Linked DNA regions of Homo sapiens: all the other regions are linked to region 1. A link is a contact called in ENCODE Hi-C or POLR2A ChIA-PET data. All regions are on one chromosome and are shown on one strand. The core of a region is the stretch at or near the end of the contact, and the rest is flanking DNA. Distances in the headings are between cores, read along the strand shown.

Evidence for each region. A loop is a pair of places that touch in the nucleus more often than their neighbours do. ChIA-PET counts read pairs that join two places held with the same protein, here RNA polymerase II (POLR2A). Pooled maps may share reads with other maps.
Region 2: a loop to region 1 is called in a pooled map, with 19 times the contacts of the local background. The contact joins the promoter of PTBP1 here to the promoter of SGTA in region 1. A Hi-C loop is called at or near these places in 2 of 37 single-sample maps with no recorded cell type and 4 of 50 pooled maps.
Region 3: a map of breast epithelium shows a loop between it and region 1 (20-fold over the local background). The contact joins the promoter of MIDN here to the promoter of SGTA in region 1. A Hi-C loop is called at or near these places in 1 of 168 maps with a recorded cell type or tissue (breast epithelium), 1 of 37 single-sample maps with no recorded cell type and 2 of 50 pooled maps.
Region 4: a pooled map shows a loop between it and region 1 (7-fold over the local background). The contact joins the promoter of EEF2 here to the promoter of SGTA in region 1. A Hi-C loop is called at or near these places in 4 of 50 pooled maps. POLR2A ChIA-PET finds 5 or more read pairs at or near these places in 4 of 52 experiments (H1, MCF 10A, WTC11 and 1 more).

What each region holds. Positions count from the first base shown.
Region 1 is chr19:2,780,025-2,786,089 of GRCh38, reverse strand. It overlaps SGTA (small glutamine rich tetratricopeptide repeat co-chaperone alpha), which reads left to right and starts at 2,817. Exons shown (of 12, transcript NM_003021.4): 1 at 2,817-2,857. It overlaps THOP1 (thimet oligopeptidase 1), which reads right to left and starts at 587. Exons shown (of 13, transcript NM_003249.5): 1 at 412-587. The coding sequence starts at 427. RefSeq lists silencers at 301-760, 791-900, 2,846-2,895 and enhancers at 2,386-2,455, 3,952-4,051.
Region 2 is chr19:793,052-799,116 of GRCh38, reverse strand. PTBP1 (polypyrimidine tract binding protein 1) reads right to left here and starts at 1,665. Exons shown (of 15, transcript NM_002819.5): 1 at 1,612-1,665. The coding sequence starts at 1,619. RefSeq lists enhancers at 1-826, 827-1,712, 1,919-2,258, 1,911-2,546 and silencers at 969-1,278, 1,349-1,528, 1,539-1,888, 1,652-2,006.
Region 3 is chr19:1,244,079-1,250,143 of GRCh38, reverse strand. MIDN (midnolin) reads right to left here and starts at 1,561. Exons shown (of 9, transcript NM_001388306.1): 1 at 1,484-1,561; 2 at 1-254. It overlaps LOC102723811 (a long non-coding RNA gene), which reads left to right and starts at 2,072. Exons shown (of 2, transcript XR_007067082.1): 1 at 2,072-2,131; 2 at 2,283-3,876. ATP5F1D (ATP synthase F1 subunit delta) reads right to left here. Exons shown (of 4, transcript NM_001687.5): 3 at 5,959-6,047; 4 at 5,319-5,829. The coding sequence ends at 5,707. RefSeq lists silencers at 48-97, 338-807, 838-957, 1,018-1,477, 1,568-2,107 and 2 more and enhancers at 951-1,484, 3,420-4,165, 5,297-5,456.
Region 4 is chr19:3,982,400-3,988,464 of GRCh38, reverse strand. It overlaps EEF2 (eukaryotic translation elongation factor 2), which reads left to right and starts at 3,002. Exons shown (of 15, transcript NM_001961.4): 1 at 3,002-3,087; 2 at 4,115-4,329; 3 at 5,174-5,355; 4 at 5,447-5,658; 5 at 6,041-6,065. The coding sequence starts at 3,085. It overlaps SNORD37 (small nucleolar RNA, C/D box 37), which reads left to right and starts at 5,893; the gene lies at 5,893-5,958. RefSeq lists enhancers at 1-248, 249-750, 2,767-2,816, 4,072-4,291, 3,585-4,436 and a silencer at 3,097-3,206.

The sequences.
Region 1 (6,065 bases), core at 1,568-4,067:
AAAACGTGTCCCTGGGACTGCCCCGTTCGTGTTTATCTGCACCAGAGCACCGATCCCTCCCTATCTTCGATCCTCTCTTATTTAATTTTTGAATGTCTGTCTGTGGCTCTAGAATTCCAGGAAAACGGGACTGGAGTCGTTAAATCACGGCCTCCCCAGGGTCCGCCACGGGGCCCGACCCATCCGGAAGGGAAGCGCCATCAACTTTGCAGAATGAATGAAGCGCTGGAAAAGCTGGTTCATTCATTCGGCAAACGAGAGAGCAGGGTCGTCCACCTCCCCCGCTGCCCCTCCAGCCCGGCCGAGGGTGGCTCGGGGGTCGCTTCGCTCCAGCCTTAGGCCCAAGTCGCGACCCCGGGAGGAGCGAGGGTGCAGGGGACGCCCGGGTCCGGCGAGCGGGGTAGTCGGTACCTGCGGGGGGCTTCATGGCGGGTGGGTCTGCGCCTGCGGCTCCCTCCCTCCTTCCACCTGCTACGCGTCCAGCCACCTCGGCCACTGAGGCCGCCTGCCTCGGCCCAACCGCCGCCACCGCCGCCACGGCCGCCTGAGGACCAAGGGGCCCGCCGCCCGCGCTCCCGGGGCATGCTGGGGCGGCGCGCGCACAGGGAGGGCAGGACGCACGCGCCCCTGAGCCCCGCCCACAGCTAAAGGAGGAGGGCCGGGAGTGCGCTGGAGCCCTCTGCGCACTCGCCGTAACCCTCCCGGTCCGTTATTGGTCTCGGCGGTGCGTGGGCGGAGCCTCTTGCTCTACCATTCCAGAGCCGCTGGGGTGGCTAGGACGGACGGTTTCCTTGGAAACCGCGCACGCCGCTGACGCCTCTGAGCCTCTGCGCGGCTCATTGCGCTGAGACTTCGCTTGGGCTTCAGGCTACCGCGTTAATGTGTACTTGCCTCGCTTCTTATAGCTGTGTGTTGGGCCAGTGTTATTATTGATCGCTTACTGTATATCCCAGGCCCACTTTCCAGCATCTGAATCCGACGAATCAATTAAATTAACCAGAAGTTTTGGTGCTTTGGTTGTTTTTGAGACGGAGTCTCGCTCTGTCGCCCAGGCTGGAGTGCAGTAGCAGCAATCTCGGCTCACTGCAACCTCCGCCTCCCTGGTTCAAGTAATTTTCCTGCCTCAGCCTTTCCAGGAGCTGGGACTACAGGCGCCAGCCCCCACCCCGGCTAATTTTTGTATTTTTAGTAAAGAGGGGGTTTCACCATGTTGGCCAGGATGGTCTTGATCTCTTGACCTCGTGATCCGCCCGCCTCGGCCTCCCAAAGTGCTGGGATTACAGGTGTGAGCCACCGCGCCGGGCCAAGTTTTTTTTTTTTTTTTTTTTTTTGTCAGAAACAAAAGCAAGTAAACGGATTCATGTCAAATAACAGGTGTTGTGGAACAGTGCAGTAGCCTGACCTACATGCAGTGTTGTGGGTTAAAACAAAAAACATCTTGAACCATCTGTCTTGAACTGTTAGGGCACCCAGAAAAAACAATGTACTACAATTAAACTGGCAAAAACCAAAACAACCGACCTCCTTTCTTCCCTTTTTTTGTTTTTGTTTTGTTTTCTTTTGCTTTGGAGGGGCTGGAGGGAGTCTCGCTCAGTCGCCCAGGCTGGAGTGCAATGGCGCGATCTCGGCTCGCTGCAACCTCTGCCTCTCGGGTTCAAGCGATTCTCCTGTCTCAGCGTCCCGAGTAGCTGGGACTACAAATGCCCGCACCACGCCCGGCTAATTTTTGCATTTTTAGTAGATACAGGGTTTCACCGTGTTGGCCAGGCTGGTCTCGAACTCCTGACATCAAGTGATCTGCCCCCTGGCCTCCCAAAGTGCTGGGATTACAGGCGTGAGCCACCACGGCCGGCCTCACCTCCTTTATTTCTGCAAAAGAAATTAAAATAATCCACGCCATTAATCGTGCATGTATTTTGAGTAGGACGAAAATGAATTGGGAGAACATTTCTGGCAACTGTAACTTAGATGGTGATCAGTTTTCTGTCGTCCTTGGAAATGTCTCATCACATGTCTTGAGCAACACCAAGATTAATTTTACATCGGCGTTCATTTTCGCTGTTCCCTGTGCCTGGGGTCCGTTTGGACTTTCCTATCCTTGAAATCCAAATGTAAAGGATGATCTTTCCTACCCATCCCATGCGACTTAGCTCCCAGTGACAATCACACTACCTTCATTTTTTTTTTCTTAGTGTTTGCTGTGAAATTTGTTTCTCTATTTATGTACTAGTTTATTAGTTTATAGTCCGTCTACCCCAATGCAAAATAATGAGAGTAGACACTTTGCTGGTTTTTATGGCTGCTTTGCAATAAATATTGAATGAATATTAGGCACCTGCTGTCTACAAATGGCTCTATACTCACAAACGTCTCACACTGCATGAAAGAATGCATTTGTGGGTGAGTAGATGGGTGGGTGAATAAATGAACAAAGATAGTAAGCGGGTAACACTGACTCCCATTCATTGCGCAGCTGTGACGCTCTGGAGTCCAGGTGTCCAAACGCGGCTGCACCACGTGGCCGGCCCAGCACCACGTGGTCAGCTCGGCGACCGGCTGGAGTCAGCCACTGTTCCACCGTGCACCGCTTCATTCCCGCTCTAGAGGGCAAACCAGACCCGATTTCCGGCCTCCATTAGGTCGCAGAGGTCAGTTGCCCTAACAACCAGCTGGTTCCCGCCTCTACGTTGCGTCACTTCCTTCCACGCCCGCCTCCATCATTAACGCGCCTGTGCAGAAGGGAAGCAACTCCGGGCGCCTTTCTTTTGCGCAGGCGTCGCGCCCTGGGGCCGGGGCCGGGCGGCACCGCGGTGCGCAAGCGCAACCGTCGGTGGGTCGGGGATCGGTCGCCTGAGAGGTGAGTGAGGGGCACTGCGCTGAGCCTGGTGGGTCTGGGGTCTGCGGCTCGGGGCCCACGGGGCCCCAAAGCTCGTAAGAGTTTGGGGATCGTGAGGCCAGGGTCACCGCGACCCGCGGGGTCCTGTGAGTAGGCGGTGCGGAGGGGAAACTGAGGCCGGGCGCCATCGGGCAGGCCCTTCGAGCCCTGATCTCCCTTCCCCAGGCCCCAGGTCCTGGAAATGCTGGTCCGCGGCCTGGTGGCGAGGACGGCGGGAGGGGAAGGCGCCCCGCATGTAGTGAGCGCTCGCTGGGTGTTCGCTGCCGTTCCGCTCTTATTAACCGCCTGGAAACGTCGTCCCTGTGACTCAGGGACCCCCGTTTGTGGGGACTGAAGTCGGAACTCTGGTTCCAGCGCCGCCAGTCCCTACCTGGGTGACCTTGCCCAGCCTCTTGGCTTCTCGGAGCCTCAGTTTTCCCCTCTGTAAAACGGGCGTTGTTCAAAAGTCCCTGCCTAGGAGAAGGAGAGCCGCAGGGTCCAGCGGAATCTGAGAACTCCAAAGAATTAGCAGGCGTTCGTCTTATATCATGTTTAGAGTCTTCTTCTGCATATCGTGCTAGAGGTGGGGGAAATCTGGGATTCAGGACCGTCCACCACCACCTCCCACCCGCTGTGTAAACCTGGGTGAGTCGCCTTCCCTCTCTGAGCAAACTGTTCCTTCTTTCGCAAACGAGTTGTAAAAGCAGATGCCTCGGAGGGTCATTATGAGGATAAACCCACATTCAATTATTTGATCAGGTGCCTGGAACTTGATAAGAGAGAGCTGGCTTGAGAATAGCTGTTTTTGTTATTAGGTGCCAGAAAATTGCAGTGTAGTGTGCCCTTCAGAGGTTGAATGATTGTCCCATTTTCTTTTGTTTCTGTCTCTGATTATTCCTTTTGTCTGCCTTTTCCCTCCCTTGACCAGTGGTTCTCAACCAGGAACAATTCTGTGCCCCAGGGATTCTTGGTGACATTTGTGCTTGTCATGATTTGGGGGACCCCCTGGTTTGGAGTTGGTGGAGGCCAGGGTTGCTGCTCGGCACCCTGCAGTACCCAGGACGGCCTCACCCCAGAAAATGATCCAGCTTTAAATGTCAATAATGCTTTAAAAACCCTACCATACGGGCTGATGACCTGAGGTCAGGAGTTCAAGACCAGCCTAGCCAACGTGGTGAAACCCCGTCTCTACTGAAAATATGAAAATTAGCTGGGCATGGTGGTGTGCACCTGTAATCCCAGCTACTCAGGAGGCTGAGGCAGGAGAATCCCTTGAACCCAGGAGGCAGAGGTTGCAGTGACCCAACATCATGCCACTGCACTCCAGCCTGGGCGACAGAGCGAGACCCTGTCAAAAATAAAAAAAAAAAATCTACCCTAGATCAGTGATTCTTCACCAGCATGGGCAGCTGGGACTGTGTGGGCCCGGGAAATCGTGTACAAAGTTTTGTGTGTGCACCCAATTTCGTGCAGAGAGAAATGGGTACTTTGGAGTTTAGCTTCTCAAGTCAGACTGCCTGGGTTCAGAACTCCTCATTTTCATCCTCGGAGCTGGGTGGTCTCGGGTGGTCCCCATCTTTCCAAGCCTCAGTTTTTCTTCTGTGGAATGGGGATTATAATAGTAACCACCTCAGGTGTGTGAGGATTAAACCAGGCAAGGTATCAGCAAACTGACCAGAAGGCCAAATCCACCTCTGGCCTGTTTTTGTGAATGAAGGTTTGTAGGAACACAGCCACACTCCTTGGTTTATGCGTTACCTGTAGTTGATTTCGAGCTAAGAAGGCACAGTTGAACAGTTGCCATAGGGAACTTAACGCCTGCAGAGCTGAAGACAATCTGGCCCTTTTCAGAAAAACCTTTGCTGACCCCTAAAATAAGCTATCGCATGTACAGCACTTAACTGGGTGCCTGGAAAGCTGTAAGCACGCCAAGGATTTGAGCTGAGGTTTATAATTAAATCTTCCTAGAAGGGTGAATGATTCCAAATGCGGGTGAGCTCTGCCCCAGATTGGAGGATCCTTGAGAGCTGTCGTCTTACTCAATTCTACATTTTTTCTTTTTTATGCCAAGACCCAACAGTGGCTCTGGTAGGAAGTGCTCAGTACAGGCTGAAGGAACAAAGGGGTGGTTTGAGATAGGGTCTTGCTCTGTCGCCCAGGCTGGAGTGCAGTGGCACAATCTCTGCTCACTGCAGCCTCGACCTCCCAGGCTCAGGCCCTCCCACCTCAGCCTCCTGAGTAGCTGGGACTACAGGTATGCACTACTACACCCAGCTAATTTTTGTATTTTGTTTTAGAGATGGGGTTTCACTGTGTTGCCCAGGCTGGTCTCAAACTCCTGGGTTCAAGTGATCCTCCACCTTGGCCTCCAGAGTTCTGTGATTACAGGCGTGCCCCACTGCACCTGGCCCGTTTTCTCTTTTACTGAGGTGGAAACAGAGACCCAGAGAGAAATGGCCTCCCCAAGGAACGTGACCATGTGGCTGTGAATTTTTCAACAATCGCAGGCTTTCCTGAGTCCATAGGGTTTAGACGCTGCCAGATGCTGGCGTTCAAAGGGAAGATGGGTCTGTCAAGAGATAGAAAGCCTTGTAAGAGATGCTGGGCCAGAGATAGGAGTTTGCAGGAATACTAGATTCTCTCCTGGCGGAGTTGGGCAGGGGAGGTGAGCACTTGAGTTTGAGTGGCATGTACAGGGTTTGGTGTAGGCCCCACAGATGACCCCCAGCTGGTGAGAGGCCTCCTATGCACACTCCTGGGGTTGCAAGGAGCAGTTGAGAGCTTTTATGTGTGCAGCGATCTCCTGGTGGCATTTTAGAAGGAAGTAGGCTTCGATGTGGGGAGTGGGCAGGAGACTGAGCTAGAACTCGGGTATCCTAAGAGGGAGTGAGGAGCAGGGCACCCGGCTCTCCTGCCCTGCTGTTGGTGAGAAGCACCGTGGATTTGGGATGGAGTTGGGCAGAGTGTTCACAGAAGGTAGTGGGTAAGAGCGGGCCCTTCCTACTGGGGTGTGAGGAGGTAAGACGACCTCAGTTTACGAGGATGTTCTATTTTTTTCCATTGAATGATCCCTTCTGGGCAGGGAAATAAGGAAGAGAGGTGGTTGTGAGTTTTTTGTTTGTTTTTAGAGACAGGGTCTCACTTTGTCACCCAGGCTGGAGTGCAGGGCCCAATCACAGCTCACTGCAGC
Region 2 (6,065 bases), core at 416-2,915, 2.0 Mb after region 1:
CATCGGAAGCCCCGAGGAATGCTAGATGCCGCTGAGAGGGTTCAAGGGCTGCTGTGTGCTTTCCAGTAAGTTGGAAACGCCTCGGAGAGGCTGAAACTGGCAAACTCACAGGCCTGGGCCAGAGCTTCCACCCGGGTAGGGGTGGGCCCCCAAGAGGGTGCCTCTCAGCAGAGTGGAGCCCGATCCACCGAGGAGAGCAGGAGGCGGCCGTGGAAACCGTCAATAAAAATTAACAGACCGACCAGAACACAGCCTCAGTTACTGATCAACCCGAGCCCCGCCCGACCCGACTCTCCCTCCTCGGGACACCCCGGGGGGAAGGTGGATAGAAAGCCGGACTGTCCGAGGCCCTCCCTTCAGCCCCGGCCAGGTCCTGACCCAACAGTGAGCTCCCCACGGCTTCTCCCGGCCACTGCAACTCCCGGCGAGGCCCTAAGTGACTCGGAGCGTCCGTCGGAAGGGCAGCCTCCGGGCCTCCTGCCTCACTCCGGGAGGCGAGTGCGCGGCCCCCGAGCCCGCGGTGCTGGGTCCGAGAGCGGGGAGCCCTCGTCTCGCCGTCTGCAGGACCCACCTGCCCGCACGCATGCTAAGGGGTCCAGACCCACTCTAGGGCTGCGCCTCTTCTGACACCACAGACTGCACGGACCACGTTTAACAGACTTTTAAAAGTGACTGAACCCAAGAAAAACTTCTCAGGAAAACGGAAAGAATGCGAAACATCTCCAGCCTCTCCCGCTTCCTATTCCCAGGGAGGGCCTCGCGCAGGAAGCGCTCGGCGGGACACGGCCTTTCTGGAGGGGGCTCCCACCTCTCCCAAGGGAAGCCCGCCCAGCAAAGCCGCCCGGAAAGGCTGCCCCGGCCCGAGAGCCGGGAAGGCCCCTCCCCATGACGGCGCCCGCGGGGGTCCCTGGAGAGGCCCCTCCGGCCCCGGGGCGGAGGACAGACCCTCGGGGCGGCCGCTTCTCTCCCGAGATCACCGAAACCCCTTGGCCGCGGCCCGGGGCGCACGGGGGGCAGGGGTAGGGCGGGGAGCGCAGAGACTCGGGCCCGCGGCGAGGCCCCGGCGCCAGCTTTCCCTCCCGGCGGCCGCCCCAGCCCCGCCTGCGCTTCCGGGGCTGCGCCGGGGGCAGAGTCCGGGCGGCGGGAAAGGCGCGCGCCCCCGATGGCGGCCGCGCACGCGCGCTGGGGCCAACGGGGACGCGCGACGGGCTACGCAGGCGCACGAGGGGAGCGGACGGGAGGCGGGAAGGGCCATCCGGGCGCGCGAGGGCCGGACGGGAAGCGGGAAGGGCCGCGCGCCGCCGAGGCGGGGCAAAGGCGAAGTGCGGGGACGCGCGCGGAGGGGGAGGGGCGCGGGAGGCCGCGTGCGCTAGGGACGGGGCGCGCGGGGGCCGGAAGCGGGCCGGACGGGGGATGGGGACGCGGCCAGACCCCCGGGAAGCCCCTGACCCGCCCCGCACCCGCGCCCGCCACGCGGAGAGGAAGGGGAGAGCCCGCCGCCCCCTCCCGCCCGAGAGGGGGCGAGATCGGCCCCGGGGAGGCCGGCGCGGCGGCGGGGGCAGGGCTGCGGCGCGGGGAGGGCGGTGGGGCGCGGGGCGACGTGCGACTCACCCGTCCATGGCACACAGAGCAGACCCGCGGGGGACGGAGTGGAGGCGCCGGAATAGCAGGAACCGACCCAACGGCTCCGAGTTATAGACTCACAAAATGGCGGAGACGCCCGCACACGTCCCCCGCGCGCGCTGCCCATTGGCTCCCGCTGCAGCCAGGGGGCGGGGAGAGCCCCGCGGGCCCCCGCCAGCACCTCCCACTGGCCAGAAGGCCGCCCGGGGGCGGGACCCAGAGAAATCGCAGGCGCCTATTGGGGGAGGCGGTTATTCCTCAAGGCCGAAGGCGGAAACGGCTTGTGTAGTCGGGGGAGGGGGAGAAAATGGGATCACGTGACGGCGTCTGAGCCAGTCAGCTGGCGCGTGGCTTTGCGGGAGACGCCATCTTGAGAGTGGGTACGTGGCGAGTCAGGCGGCGGGAAGCGTGCTTTGCCCAGGCTGCCGCCATCTTGCAAGTGGGCAGGACCCGCCCGCCTGGGCCGTGAGGGCAAAGGGAGTCGCATCGCCATCTTGGAGTCGGGCAGGAAACCCTCAGGGCTCCATGTTGGTTGTGGGCACATGGCCAAAAAGTCCGATTCAAACTGAGCGCTCACATCTGGGTGATCGCGCGGGGAGGGAAAGGCCGCGTCGCGTCCCGGACACGCCAGGGCTGTTTCCACAGTGGCCACAGATACTGCGGGCGCGCCATGATCCGGGGTCACCCCCGACCGTTCTTTGTTCGCCCCGGAACAGCGAATCCCGACTGCGGAGATAGGGAAACTGAGGTCCGGGCCCCGCACAGTCCGCGGCCGGCTGCCTACAGCTGGGAAAACTGAGGCCTGGACCTTGTACAGTCCGCGGCCGCCCGCCTACAGCTGGGGAAACTGAGGCCTGGACCTTATACAGTAGGCGGCCGCCCGCCTACAGCTGGGGAAACTGAGGCCTGGACCTTGTACAGTCCGCGGCCTCTCACCTACAGCTGGGGAAACTGAGGCCTGGACCTTGTACAGTCCGCGGCCGCCCGCCTACAGGTGGGGAAACTGAGGCCTGGACCTTGCAGTCCTTGGCCGCCCGCCTACAGCTGGGGAAACTGAGGCCTGGACCTTGTACAGTCCGCGGCCTCTCACCTACAGCTGGGGAAACTGAGGCCTGGACCTTGTACAGTGGGCGGCCGCCCGCTTACAGCTGGGGAAACTGAGGCCTGGACTTTGCACAGTCCGCGGCCAACCGCCTAAAGCTGGGGAAGCTGAGGTCCGGGCCACACACAGTCCACGGCCATCCGCCTACAGCTGGGGAAACTGAGGCCAAAGCCACACACAGTCCACGGCCATCTGCCTACAGCGGGGGAAACTGAGGCCCAGGCCACACACAGTCCACGGCCATCCGCCTACAGCTGGAGAAACTGAGGCCCGGGCTCCATACAATCCAAGGCCGCCCGCCTACAGGTGGGGAAACTGAGGCCCAAGCCACCCGCCTACAGCTGGGGAAACTGAGGCCCGAGCCCCCTACAGTCCCTGGCCCACTGACCTACAGCTGGGGAAACTGTGGCCTGGAGCTCGTACAGTTCGAGGCTGCCAGCCTACGGCTGGGGAAACTGAGGGCCAGGCCCAGCAGGGTCACCAGGAGGGTCCCTCCCGGGCCACCATCCCAGCAGCAGAAAACACCCTAAACTAATGTTCCCAGGAGCGCTGATCACATGAAGAGTCTGACAGAGCTGTGAGGGTGCCTGACGGGGAGGCCAGGTCAGCGGGTTGGGAGCCATCCCAGAGTGAGGGGATGACCCCGGCCCTCCACACTGGGACCCTCACGGGAGGCTGCGGTTGGAAACCGGAGCAGTTCCCGGCCCGGAGTAGACACTGCTCCCTAAATAGAATTAGCGGGATTTAGTCCATGCTGAAAAGGGGGTTTTTCATTAACACCAACCTACGGAGGGAGAAGACATGACAATTCTCGTTTCCCCAAATCCAGGCGAGCCTAGCGCCCTGCTTCTCTGGCGTGTTTTATTCCAGCAGTGCTGCGTTTCAGGCCGGGGCCTGGCGTGGGCCCAGGAGCCTTGGAGCCCCGCCGGGCGTCTGGTGCCAGAGGATTCCAGCCCGGATTAGGGGTGGCCGCCGAGCTCCATGGAGGCATCGCACGGCAAGGTCCTTTGGCCCGAACCACCCGGTCAACGGAGACTCACCAAGAGCCATCTGCAGCCAGGGTCACTCATCAGGAATGTCCGGTGGATCTGGGAGAAGCCCAGTGTGTTACTGTGGATTTGCTCCCCTGGAGACCCCCATCCTCACACCACCAGAACCAGCCGCTTCTGTCTGTTCGCGGAGTGCCTGGGATGGGCCCCGCCCTGAAAGCAGACAGGCAGGGGCGGCCGGGGGTCTGAGTGGCAGCTGGCAGCAGTAGAGACCACCAGGTTCCAAGCACCAGTCTAACCCTTCGGAATCGTGTTAAAACCCACTTCTGATCGTGGCCCCGCCAGGCCTCCTGTCTTGCTCAAAGTATAAACCCAAGGCCATCCCTTACCCCGCAAGCCCCACATGACCAGCCACCTGTCCAGTACCTTTTTTTATTTTTATTTTTTTAAGACAGTGTCTGGCCGGGTGCAATGGCTCACACCTGTAATCCCAGCACTCTGGCAGGCCGAGGTGAGTGGATCACCTGAGGTCAGAGTTCGAGACCAGCCTGGCCAACATGGAGAAACCTCCTCTCCACCAAAAATACAAAAATTAGCCAGGCGTGGTGGTGCATGCCCTATAATCCCAGCTCCTTGGGAGGCTGAGGCAAGAGAATCACTTGAACCCGGGAGGCGGAGGTTGCAGTGAGCCGAGATTGCGCCATTGCACTCCAGCCTGGGCAACAGGAGTGAAACTCTGTCTCTAAAAAACAAAAACGAAAATAAACACCTGTCATCCCAGCACTTTGGAAGGCCGAGGCAGGCGGATCACAAGGTGAAGAGCCTGAGACTATCCTGGCCAACATGGTGAAAGCCCGTTTCCACTAAAAATACAAAAATTTGCCGGGCGTGGTGGTTTGCTCCTGTAATCCCAGCTACTCGGGAGACTGAGGCGGGAGAATCACTTGAACGCGGGAGGCGGAGGTTGCAGTGAGCCTAGATTACGCCACTGTACTCCAGCCTGGGCAACAGAGTGACACGCTATCTCAAAAAAAAAAGTAAAAATAAAAAATAAAATGTATGTCGCGGAATTTAGGGTCTACCTGCAGACTCCAGGATGATCTCATCTCAAGACACTTAATGGTACCTTCAAAGACTGGTGTTCCAAATGAAGCCTTGTTCACGGGTTCCAGGGTTTAGGATGTGGTTGTCTTTCTTTGGGGCCACCTCTCAGCCCCTCAGCCCCACCCACCACCTGAAGCTTAGAGGGCGATAGCAGGTACAAGCAGGCCGTTTGTTTTTGCAATGGCGGCCTGGTCCCAGGAACCCCCCCCACCGCCTCCACCTCACCCAGGTCACCTGAAACCAGTGTCCTTCCTGGGCTGGCCTGACAGTAACCATGGCTGAGGGCCCAGCAATTTACAGGTCAGCTGTCATATGCAGAACGCCAGCGCGGGAAGACGCCCAGGGGCTCCCGTGGGCACCTGATTTATTTAGCGAGCAGGGCCCAGCCTCTGTCTTTTCTCCTCTCCTGTCTCCCATCCCAGCCCGCAGGCCAGCTGCCTCCTTCATGAATGATTCAGGGTGAGCGAGGAACAGGCTCACCTTGCCTTTGTGCGAGAATCACGTTGGTTTGCTGGTTACCATTTTGAAAATGATACTCTGAGCCTGGCAGGAGAAACGGGGGGGGGAGTGAGGACATCTGAGGCCCTCAGAGCCACCGAATCTCATGCAGAGGGCCTGCTGGGGCCTCAGACACCTTTCAGTTCTGATGGGGGAGGGAAGGGCCGTGCCTCAGTTTACTTCTTCGTCAACATGAGTGGCAGGGCCAGGCCGTCCCTCCTCCCCATGAGCAGTTCCATAGATTTATTTTTCCTTTTCCTTTTTTTTTGTTTTTTTTTTGGGGGGGATGGAACCTCACTCTATTGCCCAGGCTGGAGTACAGTGGCGCAATCTTGGCTCACTGCAACCTCTGCCTCCCGGGTTCAAGTGATTCTTCTGCGTCAGCCTCCTGAGTAGTTGGGATTACAGGTGCCTGCCACCACGCCTAGCTAATTTTTGTATTTTTATTCTTATTTTTTTATTTGATTTATTTTTTTCTTTTTCTGAGACGGCGTCTCGCTCTGTCGCCCAGGCTGGAGTGCAATGGCGTGATCTCAGCTCACTGCAACCTCCGCCTCCTGGGTTCAAGCGAGTCTCCTGCCTCAGCCTCCCGAGTAGCTGGGACTACAGGCGCCCACCACCATGCCCAGCTAATTTTTATACTTTTAATAGAGACGGGGTTTCAGCATGTTGGCCAGGATGGTCTCGATCTCTTGACCTTGTGATCTGCCCTCCTTGGCCTCCCAAAGTGCTGGGATTACAGGCCACCC
Region 3 (6,065 bases), core at 312-2,811, 1.5 Mb after region 1:
GAATGCGAGACCGAAATCCAAAATCCGAGTGGCGCTCCGAGGTCGCTCCGGCTCCTGGGGGCGCCTTCCGGGGGTGGGGACGGCACTTGCTTCTCCTTCAAAGGGCGGCGGGCGCGACCGGGACGCGGCGCGGTTAAGGGTCCTGGGGAGGGGGCGCCGCTCGGCTGGTGGCGCTGGGTGCCGTCTGCCGCCCGGGTCGCGCTTCCTCGCGCGTCCCCTCCCTTAGCAACAGCCGTCGCCGCCGCTCGGAGGATCTGGGGGTGAAAGTAACAAGAAAAAAAAGTTATAATGTATCAACGTTCCAGGGGGCGGGGCCGCCGCCCCCTCCCATTCACTACTTACTCCGCCGGCCGGGCGCCGGCCAATCGCCGCGCGCCGAGCGCCCAGTCGGCCGCGAGCCCGGGCCTATGAGAGCCGCCGCGGCACCGCCCCACGTGGCAGCCGGGCCCGCCCCCTCGCCCCGCCCCCAGCGCCCAGGCGACCAAGGGGAGCGCAGCGGGGGCGGGGCTGGCGCCTCTCCGCGCCCGCCCCCGCCCCGCCCGCGCCCGCAGCCATTCATAAGCGCCCGGAGCCCGCAACAAAGGGCGGGCGCGCCCCGGGGGGCGCGGGACCCAGGTCTGGAGACGGGTCTGGTACCCCTCGCGATCCCAAGGGAGCGGCCGGGAGCGGGAGGGGGCGCGGGCCATTGTTCCCGGCGCCGGGAGGGGCAGGAAGTCGTGGGGCCACCCCGCCGCCTTCGTCCGGGAAAAGCCGCGAGCGGAAGCGGGAGCGCGAAGTCCGCGCCTCGTGGCCGGGGTCCCGGGGCGGGCGGGCGACGGTGAGGCTAGGGCCGCGGCCCCGGGGAGGGCGTGGTGCGTGGGGGCGGAGTTGTGGCCGGGGCGGGGCGCCCGCACCTCGGTGACGTGGCCGGGTGGCTGCCGCCGGGGGCCCCGCGCGCCCACCCGCCGGCCGCGGGCAGAACCCGTTTCCCCGAGGCGCGCCCGCTCGAGCCGTGACGTGACGCGGCGTCCCCGGCTGCGCCCGCGCGCGCTCGGGGATGCGGTGAGTCAGCAGCTCGGGCGCGCCCTCTGCCGGGCCCGCCTGGGAGCGCCGCCCGGAGTCCCGGGGAGGGGGCGCCGCGCTGCCCCTGGCAGGGGAGGAAGACGACTGGGCTGCGCGCGGGGGAGGAACCCCGATCGGGAACGAAAGACTGTAGTCGGGAGACTGGGACCGTGTGGCTGGGCAACGGAGGGCGGAACGGCAACCAGTTCAAGGTCACCCGCGGTGAAGGGGGAGTGCCCCGGGGGGCGGGGCGGGGGCTGAGGTCCGGCCAGGGCGGCGCTGGCTGCGCGGAGCCCCTCCCACCCCGCACCCCGGGGGGCTTCCCAGGACCGGAGGCTCCCCGATCCCTCCTGTCCCAAGAACAAAGAAAAGTGCGGGCATCCTGAGCCATCTAGAGTGGGCACCCTTCCTCGGCCCGCAGGTCCCCCCCCTCCACACTCACCGGGCGCGGCCGGTTCTGCGCTCCAAGTGCTGCGAGTACCTTCGTCCGGGGCCGAATGCGCGCTGGCCGGGCCGGTCTGGGCCAAGCGCGCGGCCCTCAGCCTTTATCCGCGCCGCCTTCCCTCGGGGTGGAGTTAGGGCGGGCAGGGGGGCGGGGGGCCGGGCGGGCGGTGACGCAGACTGGCCCCCGCCCCTGCCTGCCGGCCCTGGCCCTGGGGCGCCTTGACGGCTGGGCCACCCGGGACCCAGGCTTGGCGCAGTTCATGGGGGGACTCCCCTTGAATGCCCCGAGCCAAGGGTCTCGGCCCGCCTCGCCGCGGGCTGAGATGCACCCCGAATCGTCAGCGGGACAGGGTTTTGGGGTGTACAGCGCGACTCGCTGCCCCGCCCCCTTCCTGTCGCCCCAGGCCCGGTGCTTCCGCCTGGGGGCGCCCGCGTGGGGGGGACGGGAAGAGGGGCCTGAGTCAGCGGCTGTCGTCCAGGAAAACAGGCTGGAGTCACCTGCCGTAGAGTGGGGGTGCCCTGGCCAGCCCTGGCCTCCTGCATCTGTCAATGGTGACCTCAGAGGGCATTTATGGAGCGATTAGCCAGTGCCAGGCCTGCCTTGTGCCCAGCCAGTCACCAGCCGGCTATGCTGTGACCCCGGGAGGTAACTGGCCTCTCCAAGCCTCAGTTTCTCCAGGGTGGGTGGGAGTGTGGTGAGGGGATGCGGCAGGATCACTTTGGGGCCATCACCCCCCATTAATGCAGGACATGCACTGGTTCCCAGCCTTTGGGGTGGGCATTACCCCATTTTACAGATGAAGAAACTGAGGCCACAGCCAATGAGACACGAATGTGGTGTGCATCTCACCCTTCCCCGTCGGCTTTTTGAGGATGGTCCTGGTTGAGGTGGGCCCCGTCCTGCCCCTCTATTTAGAGAAGGGGACCCCATTCCTACGGGAGCACCTCCTGTCCACTCATCTGGCCCCTCCCTTTATCTGGCCTGACCACCTCCACCCCCACCCTGGCCATGGGCGCCCCTCCCAGGGCTGCGCTCCTCCCCAGGTCTCCTTCCGGCTGCCACCCATGCTCCCGGCAGCCGTGGCCCCCACCTTGACAGGCACACCCAGCCCCGAAGGGTCAGGGCTAGGCCAGAGAGGGAGAGGCTGGGATAACCCTTGGAAGGGGGTCACAGGGGCTGCGGTTTGAGGAATGACTAGGAGTTTGTCACATAAAAAAGATGATGCGGTCGGGCGCGGTGGCTCACGCCTGTAATCCCAGCACTTTGGGAGGCCGAGGCGGGCGGATCACAAGGTCAAGAGATTGAGACCAGCCTGGCCAACATGGTGAAACCCTGTCTCTACTAAAAATACAAAAATTAGCTGGGCATGGTGGCATGTGTCTGTAGTCCCAGCTACTCAGGAGGCTGAGGCAGGAGAATCGCTTGAACGCGGGAGGCGGAGGTTACAATAAACCCAGATCGTGCCAGGGCACTCCAGCCTGAGCGACAAAACGAGATTCCGTCTCAAAAAAAAAAAAAAAAAAAAAAAAGGCCGGGCGCGGTGGCTCATGCCTGTAATCCTGGCACTTTGGGAGGCCGAGGCGGGCGGATCACGAGGTCAGGAGTTCGAGACCAGCCTGATCAACATGGTGAAACCCTGTCTGTACTAAAAACACAAAAATTAGCCAGGCGTGGTGATGTGCGCCTGTAATCTCAGCTACTTGGGAGGCTGAGGCGGGAGCATTGCTCGAACCCGGGAGACGGAGATTGTGGTGAGCTGAGATTGTGCCATTGCACTCCAGCCTGGGCAATAAGAGCGAAACTCCTCTCAAAAAAAAAAAAAAAAAAAAAAAAAAAAGACGATGGTCCAGGAAGTGGGAATGGCTTGAGCAGTTCTGGGAGCTTAGTGAACTGGACCCAGTTGGAGGGAGGAGGGGCAGGGTCGATGAATGGGGCTTGGATGAAGGGCTGGGGCCCCAGGTGGGAACTACAGGGCCAGGCTCATTCTGCTTCCAGTGAGAACAAAGGTGGCGGAGGGAGCCGTGGACTGGTGCCAAATGAGCAGCCCAAGCAGGACACTGGGGCCCCCTGTGAGTGGCCAGCAGCCCCCACCTCCCTCCCTGCCTCTTGCCTCTCGTGTGTGGCTCTGCCACCTGCACACCGTCACCTCAGTCTGGTCGGGAGTGGAATGGACACCGTCACCTCAGTCTGGTCGGGAGTGGAATGGACACCGTCACCTCAGTCTGGTCGGGAGTGGAATGGACACCATCACCTCAGTCTGGTCGGGAGTGGAATGGGACACGGGTTGTCGGAACTTGCTGGGCTTCACAGGGGCCACTGTGTGGCCCTTTGGGGACCAGATGCCCAGAGCCAGTCTAAATGAATAAACATGCTAAAACGCTTCCCCACCATTTCCCATACTCGGCGTCCCCATGGTTGAGTGGGTTGTTCCTGGGTGTGATGGGGACAAACCCTGTGCTCTGTTCTGCCTCACTAAGCCAGGGGCTGCCCTCACTGAAGGGCCTTGACCGCCTGGTTCCCGGCCCCACCCTGACTGCCTCCTGCTCCAGGACGCATCCAGCCAGCACGGGCTGTTCCCTCCGAGTGTCAGGTGTCTCGGGTGTCCTGAGGCCTGGCTCCAAGGTTCACACCCTCCCTGGTGGTGGGGGCAGGGGAGGTCCCCGGAGTGAGCAGCTCCTCCCGCTGGGCCCCTGCTAAGTCCCAGCTGTGCCCTTGGTCTTATTTATAGGGTCCTGGTGGCCTGGCAGGAACTTGAAGACCTGGGGCTGGAACTGGGGGCGGGGGGGAGGGGGGGCCTGGGCAGAGGCTGCTCCTGTGGCCTGGTGGCTGACACAACCTTCCCTGGGCTGCGGATTCCTGGAGAAGTGGGGGCCTGGTCACTCGTGTCCCGAGGCCCAAGTGGAGGGGGAGCCAGGCAGGGGACCGTGGGCTGTTCCAGAATACCTGATCTGCTGACCGGCGGCCTCAGAGTCGCAAGGCCCCCAACGGCACCTCGCCTCAAGTGAAGCTGTGGCAAGTCACCCGCATAGTGCCATGACGTGGGAGTGAGCTGCCCGTCCGTGCTGACAGGCCCGGGGCGGCCTCTCTGTCACCATCCCAGCTCCAGTGACACAGGCAGGCCCACCCTCCCCACTCACCCCCCTGGAATTCCCTGCCTACCCCACTGCACAGGGCCCTGTCCCAAGGAAGGGAGGAGGTCAGGAGACCCCAGCCCCCGCCGTCCACACACCAGCTGGAGCCAGTGTTGCCCGCCCCCAGGGTTATGGAAAGGAGAAGAGGCAGGCCCAACGGGGCAGTGCCAGGGAGCCGCCCCCTCCTGGGCCCACCCCACTCCATCTGGGGCCAACCCAGAAGCCTAGGTGCCCACGGAGGTGCCAAAAACACTGCAGATTCGGCACCCGGCCAGGCAGGGCCACCCACAGGACCGGCTGGCACAGGGCGGGGCCAGCGTGGGAGCGGGTGGGGCCCGCCTCTTTCCAGAGGCTGGTGGGCAGGGCCAAGGGCCAGCAGGGCTCAGGGTCAAGGCCTGGAGACCAGGAACTCGGCAGAGGCGCCAGGAGCAGCAGGGACACCCCTCCCTGACCGATGTCCCCATCACTGGTGACCTTCACCCTCCCCACCGTTGTAGGGTGAAGGTCAGCAGCCTGCCCGCCTGGCTGCACCCCACCCACCCCCTCGAGCCTGCTTCCTACGGACCTCCAGGTGCCCTAAGGGACATAGTCCAGGGGAGCTCAAAGGCCCTATTTGCAAGGGACATGGAGGACGTGAGCAGGGGCCCAGGACGCTCCCGGCTTCACCGGGCCAGGTGGAGGAACAAGAGCCGAGCACACAGTCAGGCTTCCGGGTCTTTAATGGGGCGGGGGCTGGGGGCAGTTCATCCAGAGGTGGCTCCGAAGCTGAGGTCAACCTTGGCGGCTGGCTCTGCAGGGCAGAGGGGATGGTAAGCGGCCCGTCAGGCTGGGGGGATCTTGAGAGGCGGAAGGAGAGCCCCATGGGTGGCAGCCACAGCTCAAAGCTGAGGAGGAGCTTCCCTGGCCCAGTCCCCAGAGCTTTCAACACAGGCAGGGCCTGGGGCCCAGGCAGAAGCCTGCACTGCCCTCTGGTGGCCTCCTTGGCAGGCGCGGCTTCCCCAGGTGGCCGGGACCCCAGGAGCTGGCTGGGCCCACCTGGCATCCCTGCCCAGCCCCTGGCCGGGCCTCGGGACACCGGGTACGCACCGCCTACTCCAGGGCCTTCACCAGGGCCTCGTTGGCCTCGATTCGGATCTGGATCTCTGCCCGCGTGGCCTCGTCAGCTGTCCCCACCAGCTCCGCCTGGGCCTTCTCCAAGTTTGCCTTGGCTGCCTGCAAGGGGTTGAGGGGCGGTGAGGGGCCAGCAGCGACCCCAGCCCGGCTCCTGGTCCCCCAGCGCTCCCTCCCCCGCAGCCTGGACAGCTCCAACCTGCTGAGCCTCAGGTCCCCTCTGACACTCACCCCCAGGTCCAACATGTCCAGCGTCACGGCCTCTTCGGCCAACAACTGCACCGAAGAGTCGGCGTTCACTGCGATGGAACCGCTGCTCACTGGGGGAATGGGGCGGG
Region 4 (6,065 bases), core at 1,753-4,252, 1.2 Mb before region 1:
ATGACTTAACTTATCTGAGTCTCCATTTTCTCAGGCGTAAAGGAGGCCACCCGAAGCCCAGGGTGTGGGTAGGTTAGCTGAAGTATTTGATTTAAAGGACCGTGAGGTCAGGTCCTAGTAAACGCTCAATAAACTGTTAAAAGACAGTGTTGGCCGGGCGCGGTGGCTCACGCCTGTAATCCCAGCGCTTTAGGAGGCCAAGGCGGGCAGATCACGAGGTCAGGGGTTCAAGACCAGCCCGGCCAACATGGTGAAACCCCTGTCTCTACTAAAAACACAAAAAAATTACCCGGGTGTGGTGGCAGGCGCCTGTAATCCCAGCTAATCGGGAGGCTGAGGCAGGTGAATCGCTTGAATCGGGTGGCGGAGGCTGCAGTGAGCTGAGACCGCACCACTGCACTCCAGCGTGGCAACAGAGCGAGACTTGGTCTTAAAAAAAAAAAAAAAAAAAAAAAAAAAGGCAGTGTCGAGAGGCCTGCACTGGCGACTGTCGGTCAGCAGGGGCCGCTACTGCGGTCTCTGAGCTCTCCTGGCGCCGCAGCAGGCGCATGCGCAGCGGAGCTTCTCTGCAGAGGTGAATTTTTTTATTGGTCCCCACCCTAAAAGACCCAGCGTATATTTATTATTGTACTTATTACAGCTGACCTGGTTGTGGCTGCTTGTGGTACTCCAGGATTCTGCTCTTCATGGATGTGGGGATGACAGTGGGAGAGATCCTTCCCTGCCAACACCTGGCTCCATCCCTGCAGTTATGGGGTTGAAAATTCCCCTTTTTCCCTTAAGCTCTCCCCCTAGTTCTTTAAATTACATGATGTTAGAATTTTTCAATAAGCAACCCATGCACTTGAGAAGAAATTCAACCCCTCTTTTATTAAGTTCCGGGATACCTGTGAACAGCCCCCCCTCCTTTTTTTTTTTTTTTTTTTTTGAGACAGAGTCTTACTCTCAGTCGCACAGGCTGGAGTGCATGCAGTGCCGTGATCTCGGCTCACTGCAACCTCTGCCTCTCGGGTTCAAGCGGTTCTCCTGCCTCAGCCTCCAAAGTAGCTGGGATTTCAGGCGTTCACTACCACGCCGGGCTAATTTTTTTATTTTTAGTAAAGACGGGGTTTCTCCATATTGGGTAGGCTGGTCTCGAACTCCTGACTTCAGGTGATTTGCCTGCCTCGGCCTCCCAAAGTGCTGGGATTACAGGCGTGATCCACCGCAAGCAGCCTAACCCCTCTTTAATTTTTAAAATTTTTAAAAATTTTTTTGAGACGGAATCTCGCTCTGTCGCCAGGCTGGAGAGCAGTGGCGCGATCTCGGCTAACTGCAACCTCCGCCTCTCGCCTGACACCTCTTTTAATGAAAACCTTTCCATTACATCTCTGAAATGCTCCCACTTTGCACGGAAAAAACGGCTGCGAAGCCCCCAATAGGAAACGCAACACGTAGCAGGTGCTCAGTGCATTTAAAAATTTTGAAGAATTTTATTATTAATAATGCGAAACTGACTACCCCTCTGCTAAAAACTCATGCCCCAAATGGCGCATGCGCTTGACTTGCAACTTAACTAAACGCGTCACAGGTACAGGTGTAGGTGGTTAGGGACCCCGGGCGCTCCCATCTGCTCCCTGCCGCGCCCTCTGCCTTTCAGAGCCTCAATCCTTTCGGAAGATACTTTTCAGTTTTCCACTGGGTTAAATGGTGATAGGAAGAGCAATCATCCGTTAAATGAAACCCAAGGTTGAGACAGCGCTTTGTAAAGCAAAGTGCCCGAAGCATTCGTGAGGGGGAGGAGTGTACAGGTTTATTTTAGAGTCCAGGCTGGAATTTGCATTGCTTTTTGTGGATCCACACCTCCCCCTCTCCCAGCCCAGGAAAAGCACTGCAGTGGCTCTCCTGTTTCACAAAGTGAGTTTAAGGAAAGATGTACCGCAGGGGGTTCATTTGCACTGTGAGAACATCATTCATGCAAGAAATGCTGAGTACCTACTATGTGCTAAACAGCGGGTTGGGCTTTTCATAAGGGATAGAGTTACACAATTGAATGCCAATTCATGAGATATGAAATACATTCAACTGTTTCTTAGGGTCAGATTAGGACACAAATGCTAAACAGTCTTCCTGCGCCTCCCCCTGGAGAGGAAATGAAATAGAAAATGAAATTGTGCCAGTAAACCGCTTAGCCGGGTGCCTGGGACATGGCAAACCAGTCCTGAAATAAATAACTGTTTTATTAATAGCAATCTTAGCTAATTAAAATAGATAGCGTTTATTGAGCGTTGGGTATCAGGCACGGTCCTAATTCTTTTAGATGTCTTTAGTTCGTTTCACTCTCCCCCAAACAATAGGGTGGTATTGATCACCTCCGAGCAGGTGAAATTGAGGCACAGAGAAATCCTAGTAGCTGGTAGAAGAACACGCAGTGTGGTCAAGCTAGCAAGGTGTTTGGTCCACTGCTATATCTACAAAACCCCTAACAATGCCTGGTGTATAGATGCTCAGTATGCATTTGTGGGATCAGTGATTCCGATGCCTGCTTCTTATAAAGTTTTTATTTAGAAATAATTACAGGTAAGGAGTTGCAAAAACAGTATAGTGGTCGCGAGTGTCCTTTTTCCCTCGGCTTCTCCCAGGGGTATCGTCTTACGTAACAATGTCCAAACAGGGAAATTGACTTGGGTATAATCCACAGACTCTATTCACCTTGTAAATTGGTTTTAATAGAAGTACTGGACAACTTGTAAGCTAATATCGTTGCTATGGTTCTCGTTCTCAGCTAAAACGGCGCTCTTTACTTTGTGCACCTGAACACTGCACACCGAGGGCGACCACCGCCCCCGAGATGCCCAGCTTCTATTCTAGAGCGCCGCGCCGGCGCCGAATGGGTTAACGGGCGGGGGGACACGCCTCCGTGCGCTTGCGCGGCGTCCCTTCGCCCCGCCTTCGCAGCGCAGTCACATGACCCGCCCAACCGGCGTCCGCCTATAAAAAGCTGAGTGTTGACGTCAGCGTTCTCTTCCGCCGTCGTCGCCGCCATCCTCGGCGCGACTCGCTTCTTTCGGTTCTACCTGGGAGAATCCACCGCCATCCGCCACCATGGTGAGTAACCCTGCCTCGCTGGTGCCCCGGAGCGGCGGCGGGGCCTCCGCGGGGCCTACGCTGCCTAGCCTGGGACGCTGGGGCCCCCCGTGCCAGGAGGAGACGTAGCGGCGGCGGGGCCGGAGGACCCGGGGCTGGGGAAGCGGCCGCCGCCATGTCTGTGCGCCGCGCTGTTCACCGAGCCCTTTCTCCGTTTCCGAGGGCGCCATAACCTTGCCCAGACCTGGTTGGAGCTGGGTTGTTAGCGGGGATGGGGGTGGGGAATGATGATGTGGCAGGCGTAGTAATGGCGGGCACCGCGGTGGAAGCGGGGAGACAGGGAGGCGCCTTATGTAACCCGCGGGCCGCGAGTTTGAGATCGATTTTCTGCCGGGGGACTAGGGGCGGCAGGGAATGGCAGAACGAGCAAAGCGACACCTGAAAGGCTCCCCTTTTCCTTCCAAATACCTTCTCCTGATGCTGTTAATCGTCGACCTTAGGCACTTGTCCTTCCTATGACTCCCAGATGTACAAAGACTCTTATTGAGACACGAGGTGTAGGCTTGTGGCAGTTAGGGCCGTTCCGGCTCCCCGTTATTTCCTGGGGTGGGTGGCCTTGTCTGATCCCGTTTGCCAAGGGGTGACCTTGCATTTTATGATGAAGCTTCTTGCTCGGGGAAGTTTGGGTGGCCCGGTGACAACGTGGAGGGGGCTTTAGGAGAGGATTCATCCCTTACGTGTTTGGCCCCAAATGAGACTTTAGTATTTGTACCTGGTATCAAGGAAATCTGTTGACACTCAGTTTTATTCCTGAGCACTTTTATTTCTGGGTTGTCAATCATGAATGACACCTATTAACGGTGGTTCCTTGGAGATTGCGGGGTGGCTCTTAAGGGGTGTTAGGCTGGCAAGATTCGGTGGGCTTGGGGCACCCCAGCACCAACCCCCTCCTGGCCTTGGGCATGCTGGTTCGTTTGGACTGAACGCTCCGTGCCATGCTGTGTTCCTGGAAATCACGAGCTGGTCTGAGCCTCCTTGTCTTGCCCAGGTGAACTTCACGGTAGACCAGATCCGCGCCATCATGGACAAGAAGGCCAACATCCGCAACATGTCTGTCATCGCCCACGTGGACCATGGCAAGTCCACGCTGACAGACTCCCTGGTGTGCAAGGCGGGCATCATCGCCTCGGCCCGGGCCGGGGAGACACGCTTCACTGATACCCGGAAGGACGAGCAGGAGCGTTGCATCACCATCAAGTCAACGTGAGCTCCCTGTGCCCTCTGTACCCAGGCAGGGAGGTGCTGGCCTGGCAGCTGGAGGCCACTGGGCCAGGGTGCGCGGGGAGAGACTTGGCAACGTCTCTTTCCCCTGGTTTCTTAATTCATGGGAGAATGAGTGAGGTTCAGTCCAGCGAGACAGGATGGAGAGGCACAGGGATTCGGGGTACTGCGAGCTGGAAGGTTTTCTTGAGGAGGGGGCTTAACTCCGTGGTTCTCCCTCCCTGGGGGACTTGCCCCCACTCCTACAATATCTGGAGAGGTTTGGCTGTCACACCTGGGAGGGGAGGGTGTTCTAGTGCTTGGGACGCTGGGAAGCTCCTGTGTTGCACTGGATGATGTTCATTCCATGTCAGTTTCTGGCCCCGATATGAGTAGGGGGAGCGCAGAGTACGGTGACCCCAACTGCTTTTTGTCCTGGGTTGGTACATTGGTGAGGGACTCTGGCTAAGGCTCTTCATTTCCCCTGGAGCAGGGGCAGAAGTGAGGAGGGGAGGGTCGGAGTCTCTGGAGGCTTTTGCCGTCCTGCTGGGTCTTTTAGTTGCTACTTTGAGTCAGGTGTGATGAATCTTGGGACCAAGTCGGTGGGGCAGGATGTCTGGTCAGGAGGGCTCTGAGGATCTGGCTATGGGGCTGGTACCAGGAGTTCCCTGTCATGGGGGTGGCATGTCTCGGACAGAGGCAAAGGACAAGGGTGGGTTGGCTCTTGTGGGAGCCTCTCCAGGGATGAGTCATGGAGGGAGGAGCAGCCTGGCTTCTGACAGCATCCCAGACTCCCTGGGCCAGGTGTGTGGCTCCTGTCCCCCTGACGAGTCCCTCCCTCCATCAGTGCCATCTCCCTCTTCTACGAGCTCTCGGAGAATGACTTGAACTTCATCAAGCAGAGCAAGGACGGTGCCGGCTTCCTCATCAACCTCATTGACTCCCCCGGGCATGTCGACTTCTCCTCGGAGGTGACTGCTGCCCTCCGAGTCACCGATGGCGCATTGGTGGTGGTGGACTGCGTGTCAGGTAAGCAGTGGGTCCCCCTGAGGCACGGCCTGGAACCGGGGGCCATCCTTGCTTGAGGATGACAGCGCCGCCCTGTCCCCCGTGTCCCCAGGCGTGTGCGTGCAGACGGAGACAGTGCTGCGGCAGGCCATTGCCGAGCGCATCAAGCCTGTGCTGATGATGAACAAGATGGACCGCGCCCTGCTGGAGCTGCAGCTGGAGCCCGAGGAGCTCTACCAGACTTTCCAGCGCATCGTGGAGAACGTGAACGTCATCATCTCCACCTACGGCGAGGGCGAGAGCGGCCCCATGGGCAACATCATGGTACGGCCCTCCCTAGCTGGGTGGTGGGCTTGCCGCAGCGGGATCTGCAGGAGCCGGTGGGGAGTGGAGTTGAGCTGAGGGGGACTGGAAGTGTGTTTTTGCCAGGAATGTTGGGTGACAGAGAAGGGGGCTGGAATGTTTTCATCCGACTTGACCCAGCCCTTGATCTTTGGGCAGCTGGAAGAGACGAGCTCAGGGAACGCTGCCCTGGGTGGTGGAGGGGCTGGCCCCCCTATTCGTGATGACTGATCATTTCTTCACTTTGACCAGATGTCTACTGAAGAAAGCCTGCGTCTGAGGCCCATGCCCAAGGCGCCCAGCCCGTAGCTTCAGGCTCTGCGCAGGGGCCCTCACGGCTGCTTCTCGTTTCTCACACTTCCAGATCGATCCTGTCCTCGGTACCGTGG